Regions from separate parts of the Mus musculus genome. Here region 1 is linked to region 2. The links are chromatin contacts, found by Hi-C or POLR2A ChIA-PET in ENCODE. All regions are on one chromosome and are shown on one strand. Each heading gives the region's core, a stretch centred on a gene start or an enhancer-like site at or near the end of the contact. The rest is flanking DNA. Distances are from core to core; before and after follow the strand shown. Region 1 overlaps Ptch1 (patched 1). Region 2 holds the start of Fancc (Fanconi anemia, complementation group C).

Region 1 (4,942 bases), core at 1,378-3,877, 97 kb before region 2:
TAGATTATCCCAGTGGCTGTCTTAATTTCCCACTTAATTAGGCTTGTTTAAACACATATTTAAGTGCCCCTCTTTTTGTCTTAAGACAGCCACTTTCCCTTTGAGTTTGCATTAGGCGATAAACAACTTGATTTGACAGGAATTGGTGTTGAGCAGTGACTAGAATTTGCCCATACCTGTGCGCCATGTCCGACTTTGGGAGATGGTGGAGAAAGCATAACTTTACCCTGGAGAGTAACTTGAATTCCCTTGACTTTTTAGTTTCTTACTCTGTTTCACAAGGCATTGTTTTTTAAGTAGTGAATTAACAAAGAGCCAAACTGTTGAGAGAGTCTCTGCTTTTCCACAGTCCCCTCCCCATCCCAACTTTCACCAAAGACATGCAAATAACTTGCCACCAATGACAAAGAAGTCTGCTGTGCTGAGTGGAGGAGGGTGTTGTAGAATGCTCTCTCCAGTGTCTTCCCTTTGGTGAGGTAGGCCAAGGTTGAGAAGGGCAAGCACACGGAAGACCCAAATCATTCAGATGTATAGATATCGGTATATTTGAACCACATTGTGGCTGCTAAGCAAACAACACCCAGCCCCAGACATTTGTGCCCATGCGTGCTAAGATGGCAGGATACCATGCAGCCCTGGGGCTGTAATGCCTTCTGGATCCTACAGAGCACTGGTCACAGACACCAGGGCTCTAGCTTGCAGAGGCATTATTTAGACCTCCTGAGTGGTTGGTTACTTGGGTCTTTGAACATTTCTTCCAAATTCTTGTTTATGCTTTTGAAGTCCGTTAAACTTTGCCAGCTCACTGGTGTCTGTCAACACTCCAATAGTTACTTTGTTTTTTTCTCAGTCCTAAAACATACTTAATGGCTAATACAGGCCATTTTGAAAGTCAGCCCTGGGTTAGAACCCAGGAAAGCACTCTCCCTTTGAGAAATAATATCTCGATCTCTCAGGACATCTGTGGTAAAGTTGGAGATGAAATCTAATTGCTTCATGTACAGGGGGTGTTCATTTTTTATTCACACTGACTTACATGAACAAAATACATTATCATTTCATTTCTAGGAGCTTATATACTTGGGTAATTTCCTTTAGCCTAGACTCAAAATAATTTTCCGTGTAAAGTGTTTCTAGTTAAAGAACTGCAGCTGAAATGTAAGGGTTTGCAGTAAACTGTTGGAATGTAAATGTCAGCCAAGGGGCAAGTGTTTGGTGTACAGCCTGTGGAAGTTCAGATTTTCAGTGGTCAGTCAGAAAATACTAAAGGGGCCCTGAAAGAACTTTACTGTTGGTGACCATAGCTGGAGAGCACATTAGGGCTAGCATTGTAGGAAATTCATTCTAAGTTGGTGGCAGGGCACATGCACAGATCCCTAGGTATTGCAGAAGTCTCTGTGACTATACCTTTGCAAATATACTCTCAGTTACCTGCTTTGACAGCAGATGCTGCTAAGCTTCTGGTATTTTCCATGTATTTTGCAATTACTTCTAACAGCACACTGTACCTGTGAAAACCCACTCTAAGTAATACATGTGGAGTATGGCTGGCCTTAGGCTGCCTGGGCTCAAAGCTTAGCTGTGACTTGTCACCAGGCTCAGTCCTCTCATCTGTAAAATGGGAATCATGATTGGTTCTCTCAGGAGGTAAGCAGCTGAAGGCTGACTACCTGGAGCCAAGAGGCCCACATAAGTCTGAAGTAATAAAAGCTCTCCTCTCTCCTTGCTTGGAAAACAGACCAGGATTCTTGTAGGGGGTTGGGGGACCAGTTGTCTTTCTCTGTTTATTTTATTTTTCCAGAGTGGGAGTGGGGAAGAGCTTTGGGTCTTAAAATAACATCTGTGTAGAGTAGTGCTGCCTCTCTGTGCAAACCTGTGAAAAGCTGTGGGAGAGATTGCCACCCCGGTGGTCCCTCTACCCAGGGCCTGTAGGTGACCCAGCCTACTTCCTAAAAACAAAGCCCACTGCATAACAATGCTGGAGGGAGGCTTTTGTTAAAAAGGCTGCTCCAACTCTCCCCTCTCTCTATTCCCAAACACCTCACTGTGCTAAGCATTCACAGACCGTGTGTTTTTGTTGTTGTTGTTGTTATTTAGTTTGTTTTAGTTTCTGAAGTGCCCTTAGGCAAGTCCTGAAATGGAATAAAATGTATCTGAGTAGATGTGTCTGCTGCAGGGGGTATCTTGAGCAGCTGGGACTTGGGGGGTCTACTTGGGAGGTGTCTGGTGTGCAGTGAGGCTGGTGGGGGTATTGGGGAGAGCACCCCCCAGGCAGTGCTCAGCTCCAAGTCTGGGTCACCAGGGCCCTGTCTTCTCTTCCAGCATGCTTACCTCTTTACAGCTGTAGCCAAACTGTCAGGTCTATAATGATGGTTTTGATTACAGCGGCCAAGCCCAGCTGTGTGTGGTGAGCTGGTGGGCTCGCCCATCCCCCAAGCCCAGAAGGCTCACTCTTTCCCGCCCAGGGCTTGCGGTTTGTCATCTGTTCTCACAGAGCCCCACAGAGCCTCCCTGTGTCGGCCTGTGGCTTCCTGTTCTCAAACTGATCCAAATTTCCCCTGTGAGGTATTTCCTTGTGCTCCCTCTCCTCCACACAGCCCTCCACTCAGAAGGAAGGGTGGCAGGGAGGAAGAGAACAGGGGGAGAGTGAATAGGTGCTGGCTGTGATCTTTACATGGCCTGGCAGCAGGTCCCACAGCTTGTATTAGCTGCACAAGTCAAACAGATGGATCAGATTGACAGAGCTGTGTTCCCTCACCCTGGCTCCAGGGGCAGCCAAGTTGGGAGCTTGAATGTGATTTTTTTTTTCTGCTTGGGGTGGATTTTCTGGTCTTGGTGAGGAACTCCTGACCTATCTCCCTGTGTGGCGTGAAATGGTTAATGGATATGGTCTGTGTCTTTTCCCCTTGCTTTCTCTTGCTACAATTAGTCAGGAAGAAGGGTGGGGGGAGGCCAACCTGGCACTTGGGAGGCAGGTGGATTTGTTAGTTCCAAGCTAGCCTGATCTACATAGTGAAGTCAAGGTGCAAGCCAAGCAGAGATACATAATGAGACCTGCTCTCTCCCTCCCTTTCCCACTCTCTCATTCAGTCTTCCTTCCTTCCTTCCTTCCTTCCTTCCTTCCTTCCTTCCTTTCTTTTGGAGAAGACAGGGTTTCTCTATACAGCCATGGCTGTCCTGGAACTCACAGATCTGCCTGCCTCTGCTTCCTCCGTTTTGCAATTAAAGTCATGAACTGCCGTGCCCTCCTCTCCTTTTCTTCTTTTTGCTTGTTTTCTTTAAAAGATGTGTGTGTGTGTGTGTGTGTGTGTGTGTGTGTGTGTGTGTGATGTGCGTGTAGAGGCCAAAAGAGACAGTTATCTCTAGAGTTGGAGTTGCAGGCAGTTGTGTGCCCTCCAGAGTGGATTCTGGGGTCTGAACTTGGATCCACTGGAAGAACAGCAGCTCTAAGCCATCTGTCTTGTTCCTGGGCTTTCGTTCCTTAGTTTAAGTAAAGTGTGTGTGTTTTATTCTTCCCTCTGAGCATCTTTTGATTAGCACCACAGTTCATTCACTAGCAGATCAGGAGTCCTTCCTTAAGTGAGAGAAAACTGCAGACAAGTCGCCTACCCTGCCTCCTGTCCTCAGCCTAATCCCTCTGGACCAAAGCTCTCAGGCCAGGTTTTAATGTGTTGCACATGTTTCTGTTTCTAGGACTTCAGGATGCATTTGACAGTGACTGGGAAACTGGGAGGATCATGCCAAACAATTATAAAAATGGATCAGATGACGGGGTCCTCGCTTACAAACTCCTGGTGCAGACTGGCAGCCGAGACAAGCCCATCGACATTAGTCAGGTATTCCCGATGTTTCAGGACACTGAGCAGTTATTACATCTAGGCAGCTGACCCATGGAATAGGGCTGGCAGTGTATAATCCCACCTTGTGTCCCATGAGAACCTGAAGTGATAGGAGATGGTAGGAAGAAGCTTGAACTGGCTCTGAGCTAGCCAGAAAACTTCCCTTTCCCTGCCTGTCAAGCAAGAGGAGGGGACAGACAGGTGTTGCCTCTAACACAATAGCAATGGGCAAAAATACAGTATGTTAACACTGTGTGCTTTTCCCAGTGGTGGGAAGCACCAACCCATACTGGGCTTTCAGAGTTTATTGAACACTGAAATATGTGTTATATGAAAATACATTAGTATAGTGGTCTCAGTTATATTCAGACATGGGATGGTGGGTTTATTGGAGAGCAATCATTTGAACAGAGGTTGGGTAGGTGGGTGGCTTAGAAGATGAGCAAAGTCACTAGAGGTTGAGGATGGATTAGTTATTTAATGCTTTCTGGGGTCAGCTTGGCCTCAGCAGTAGATGTTGAGTGTAGGTGTGGGCAGCTACCTGCTCTTGAATATAGCAAACGTAAGCAGGCGTAGAAGCATGCAACCTCCCCATGCAGCTCACGCCACAGTATGTTGAAAGCTGTTCTTTTGGATAGTATCTTGTATTCAAAGTACTTGGATTCTAGCATATCCCATTTGGTTTCCTCAGGGGTTGCATTTGCACCCTGGATTTGGGGTGAGTCCCAGGCCTCTTTGCTCTTGGTAGTTTCCTATCCTCAGGCAGAAAACATCTCGTTAATGATCTCCTTGTCAGCTCTGCATATTGTCCTCTCTCCCTTTTGCTGGCACTAAAGGTGACAGATTTACAAAGTACATTGTTCAGAGTCATTGTGGAGTGTGAGGTTTGATGCTTTATAGTGGCGTGCAATGAGCTGTCGGGCCTGACAAGGGTACGGCAGACCAGCCTGCCTGAGAGGATAGCAGGGACGGACTGAATTGGAGTTAGAGATCAGGGAATCTGTGGGACGCCTGTGGTGGGGTCCAGGCACTGAGATATCATTTCCTCTCCTGGGGGAAAGAAGAGCACGCTGCATACGTAGAGGCCAGGAGCTGTGCTATGT
Region 2 (4,756 bases), core at 1,373-3,872:
CACAAATGTGAATAATTTCTTCCTTTTTCAACTGGAATTTTTAAGTGCTTATTCTTAGAAATTCTTTAATATTAATTTCATGCTAAGTGAATCATTATTAAATACTTATGAGGAAAACTATTTTTAAGCCATGTGCTCATTTGAAACTGTAACTTATTACTTTCTGCAGGCAATAAAAACGTGCTAAATTAGTTACAACACACCAGGATTGGGATGTACGCTCTAAATAAGAATGCATGCGTTTACTGACCTAAATAAAACTGGGCTAAAATTGGTTGCACATTCTCCTAAAAGAGTATACATGTCATTCATTGCTCAATGGGGGAAAACCACAGATTTTTGTTTTCTGGAATCTTGTTAGAGATTCCACAAGGCTAGGGTTGTTCCTCTGATCTTCAGCCTTCACATGTTTTTAGTAAGGAGATAGGTTACCTGTCTTTATAATTTCAGGCCCCAATAGCCCCACCAATTTTAAAATGTCATTTGCTGTTCTTGGCTATTCTCATGTAACAACCATGTACTCACTGATGGTCTCTGCAGGAAAAGCAACTATACATTAGCCCGAGGATGGTTCCTTTCTCTAGACCAAGCTTAAGGCAAAGGACAAGAATCTTCATTAATTACGGAAATCTGACTTTATTACAGTGCTTCATCTTAGTCCTGTGACAAGTCACAGGGGCTTAAAATAATGTTCATTTTGACAAAATAAAAACTTATTTTTCTTTCCTGTTTAGCCAAAGCAGGTAGCTTGTGTGATTACTGGCATCTAGGTACTAAAACAAAGCTAGAAGGTTGAGCTTTCCTTCCTCCAAAGTAGGAAGGGTTTTCTAAACTTCTCCTAAAACAGGTTCTTGTGAGGAGAGTCATGGTGCTTTCCCTATGGCTGGCTTTCATTGGACAGCTAACTTACAAAGTAGGACTGGCCAGACTCCTAACACCCAGAGACACAAAGAGTTGTCTGACTCCAGGTAGCTTTTTTTCATATATATATATATATATGTGTGTGTGTGTGTGTGTGTGTGTGTATACACAAATATGAGTACCAAAATGGTTACTTTCACTCTAAAAGACAAGAAACAAACCTAGTTCCACATTGTTTTTGCTGGTAAATACAAAGACTAACAAACAAAAATCTTAAAATTTGTCACTATATGGCTTTTTCAGGGCTAAGGTGTCATTCACACTTGTCTCACTAAACGTGCTATTTTTTTTTGACTAAAATGACATATTAAAAGGCTTGATGCCACTTGATCCCATAAAGCAGGGCATGTTACTTTGGGATCAGGTTCCCCTGGGGTCTCCCTTTAAATTTTGATGTTGTTATTTTGTGTGTGTGGATATTATGACTTATTAATGTTTGTGCAGTGTGGTGCCGAAGGAGGCCAGAAGAGGGCATCAGATCCCTTGGACAGGGGTTACTAATAATTGTGAGCTGCCATGTGGATGCTGTGACTCAAACTCAGGTTCTCTGGAAGAGCAGCCAGTGCTCTTAATGGCTAAGCTATCTGTTACACCGCTCCCTTAATTAAAGCATACAGGTAATCTAATTCAGCAGTTGTTTTTCTACAACCCAATGTCTTTCGGCTAGTCTTTATTCTTCTCTTTCAAATTCAATTTACAATAAACAGAAAGATCGTGGATTAAAGGAGTGTGCTAGGGCTAAGCCACACGTGTAGAGATAGTTTTTTCTAGTATACAACCTCGGGATTCACAGTATGATCAAATATCCTGCAACAGAGTATTTAAATAAGAGCTATTTATTACAGGCATATATTCCTCCCTACATGTTATTTTTAAGGCACTAAGTTGTGGTCTTATTACAACGAATGGTTCTTAGGCACTAATTAAAAAAAAAAATTTAAGCCGGGCGTGGTGGCACACGCCTTTAATCCCAGCACTCGGGAGGCAGAGGCAGAGGCAGAGGCAGGCAGATTTCTGAGTTGGAGGCCAGCCTGGTCTACAAAGTGAGTTCCAGGACAGCCAGGGCTATACAGAGAAACCCTGTCTCGAAACAAACAAACAAACCAAAAAAATCTAAAAGTTTAAGGTTATCCTGACTCTTCCCCAATTCAAACATCTGTAAATAACCATGCAGATCTAAATTTGAAAATCTTTAAGAAAGGGCTGGCAAGATGGCTCGCTCATCAGGTAAAAGCTCCTACCACCAAGTTGAAGACTGGGTACCTGCATTAGTGAGAGAACTGATTCCCACAAACTGACCTCTAGGTTCACCTGGCATGCACACAAATGTAATGTTAAAAATTCAAGAATAAAAGATAAGCCATGTCTCACTTGACAAGAAGTTTCCACTTATGTGGCGTAAATGCAACTTTGAACCGATTTGAACCTGAACTAAGCAGTACATGGGCCTGACTAGGGATTGGAGCGATCACTAACCACAGACAAAACTCGTTTGTGGTTGGGCCCAGCAGGCTTGAACCCTATGTGGAGTTTGACCTATCTGGCAACTCCCGTCTCTCAAGAACCACATTCCAGGGCTCTCTCTTCTCTAAAGCCCTCACTCGGCGCCGCGAGTTAGCTATAGCCCGTAGTCGCCCACTTCCTCCAGGAGAGATTCAGATCTTCCCATCATGCCGCGGGAGCGCGCTGGGCCCCAGAGTGCACTGCGCGTGCGTGCGAGCGCGCGCGCAGCCCCACTCCCTTGCGGCCGCGGGAAAATTCCAAACACGTCAAAACAAAAAAAGTTCCGTGAGGCTGTGCCAAGTTTTCAAGCCGCAGAAGCCGGGCGGTGGCTTCTTTTCCGCCGCGGCCCAGTCTGCTGAGGCAGCTCTGGGTGAGGACCACCCGGGAAGACCGCCGTTTCCTGCTAGGGCAGAGAAGACTCGCGAGAACGTGCGCCCGAGTCTCAACGTGGGCGAGCCGCGCTCCCGCGGCGCGGTGGAGCTGAGGCAGGACGGTGAGAAGCTACGGTGGGCGGGTGCGAGCCGCGGGAGGGCGGGGCGGGATGTGGGGGGTTGGGGGGGGGGGAAGATATAGCCCGGCAGGAGGCGGGGCCTGGCGGGAGGCGGGGCTAGAGCCAGGTGGGAGGTGAGGCCGACGGTGAGGGGCGTGGCTAATCGGGGAGTTGAACCCAGCTTGGCAGTGGCCGACAGACGCGGTGGGCGTGACCACACGGAAACTGATCTCGGCGGGAGCCCGCACGACTTAGAGGGGCCGCTCCACAAGGGAGAGGAGCCGGAGGGGGGCTGCGCCATCGCAGATGAGCCCGGCGGGGCGGGACCGACAGTGAGGGGTGGGGTCTAAGGCCCAAGGTGAAGCTTGGTGAGCTTGGCTCGCGGCGATGGTAGAGAGGCATCTGTCCTTTACCCTTCGTCCCCATTTATTTTTATTTTTATTGTTTTAAGCAAATCCTCTCCCTCTGGTTTCAACGTAGCCGCAGGTACTTTTGGAAGGACTGGGGCAAAGGTGAAGCTTATTGCTCGCCATCCATTAGAGCAGCTCTGCTCAGGGTCTCAAGATCGCCCTCCCACAGCTGCTTGAGTGACAGGCCCAGAGGCCCATTCAAGGCCTGAGAGTGTTTAATGCTTGTGTCTTGCTGTCTTGCTGCCTTACTGGAACAGTTTTTAGGTGCTTGGGCTTGGAGGGGGTGCTGGATGAAAATCTTGGAACAGGCCAATGATATTGAAGACCTCTGTGTGCCTGGACTTTTCCTCTAGTATGAGATGATTCGAAAAATCCCATCCCTCATTAAATTAATCTAAGCGGGTGTGACCGACGTGAGATACCTATTTGTGGATGGCCCTCGCCTTTAGGGTGCTTCCAAATGGCAGATTTAACGCTCACAATTGAACAACTGGCGGTTATGTGTGTGTATGTAGAGGCCAGAGGTGGTGTCAGGAGTGCCCCATCTTTCCCTCCTTATTCGTCCCCCGCCTCTCCTCACACCCATCACATTTGGCTTGTAGGTCACCTGACTTTGCAAGCCCTTGGGGTTATGCCTTTCTCTGCCTCCCCATTGCTGAGATGACAAATGTGGGCCACACACTTAAAACCTTAAATACACACGCACACACAGCAACGAACGTGTGTTCTGGGGATAGAATTCATGTTCTCATGCTTGTAATGGCAGGCATCTTATCAACTGAGCTAGCTCCCCAGCCCTCTTCAGTGTTCCCTTGTGTGAGTGGTCATGGCACGTATGTTGTTGTCCATGTGAAGCTGTATGCACATTTTAAATGAATGGGGCTCTTAACTGCTTCCATATTTTGGCAAATAGTTCCAGCAAGAATTACACCAATCTTGTATTTATAAAAGCTACTTCAGGGAGGCCATCCTGGCCAGTAGGAAGTTGGTTGGATTTTCTAGGCCACAGAGAGGCCCCAAGGAATTTCATCCTAGTGATAGAACCATAACAGGAGTGGTAGAGCCTCAGGTCAGGCTAGAATTCATCCCGAAATGCTCCTTAAAAATCTTAATGTAATTATGATATGCATATTCTCTGGTGGTGTTTATGGTTTCTGATTAGCTAACTTTTTAATATGAAAGTCTTCTCTTAGACATAAATGAATTAATTTTCAGTGATTTACTGAAAATCTAGTATTATTGGAAAAGAGAATACAAGGATTCACAGATTTAGGTAACAATACAGTGCTTGAGTGTTGTGCTGCCCCATCACTTCCAAAGTTTCATTATGTAGCTCTGTCTGTCCTGGAATTCACTATGTAGACCAGGCTGGTCTTGAACTCACAGACATCTGCCTGCCTCTGCCTCCCAAGTGCTGGAATTAAAGGCGTGT

What was found. Hi-C counts contacts between places; a loop is a spot of excess contacts on that map. ChIA-PET counts read pairs that join two places held with the same protein, here RNA polymerase II (POLR2A).
Region 1: a map of v-Abl transformed pro-B cells shows a loop between it and region 2 (3-fold over the local background). The contact joins the enhancer-like site here to the promoter of Fancc in region 2. A Hi-C loop is called at or near these places in 3 of 37 maps with a recorded cell type or tissue (T-helper 1 cell, adrenal gland and v-Abl transformed pro-B cells). POLR2A ChIA-PET finds 5 or more read pairs at or near these places in 4 of 5 experiments (Patski and embryonic stem cell).

What each region holds. Positions count from the first base shown.
Region 1 is chr13:63,526,041-63,530,982 of GRCm38, reverse strand. Ptch1 (patched 1) reads left to right here. Exons shown (of 24, transcript NM_008957.3): 16 at 3,694-3,836. Among named protein-coding and RNA genes, the nearest start is that of Ptch1, 37 kb to the left of the region's middle. Within about 2 kb of position 2,627, at least 1 of the 3 ENCODE cell types and tissues checked has a DNase peak (open chromatin) inside an H3K27ac peak, as active enhancers do.
Region 2 is chr13:63,429,611-63,434,366 of GRCm38, reverse strand. Fancc (Fanconi anemia, complementation group C) reads left to right here and starts at 2,622. Exons shown (of 15, transcript NM_007985.3): 1 at 2,622-2,917.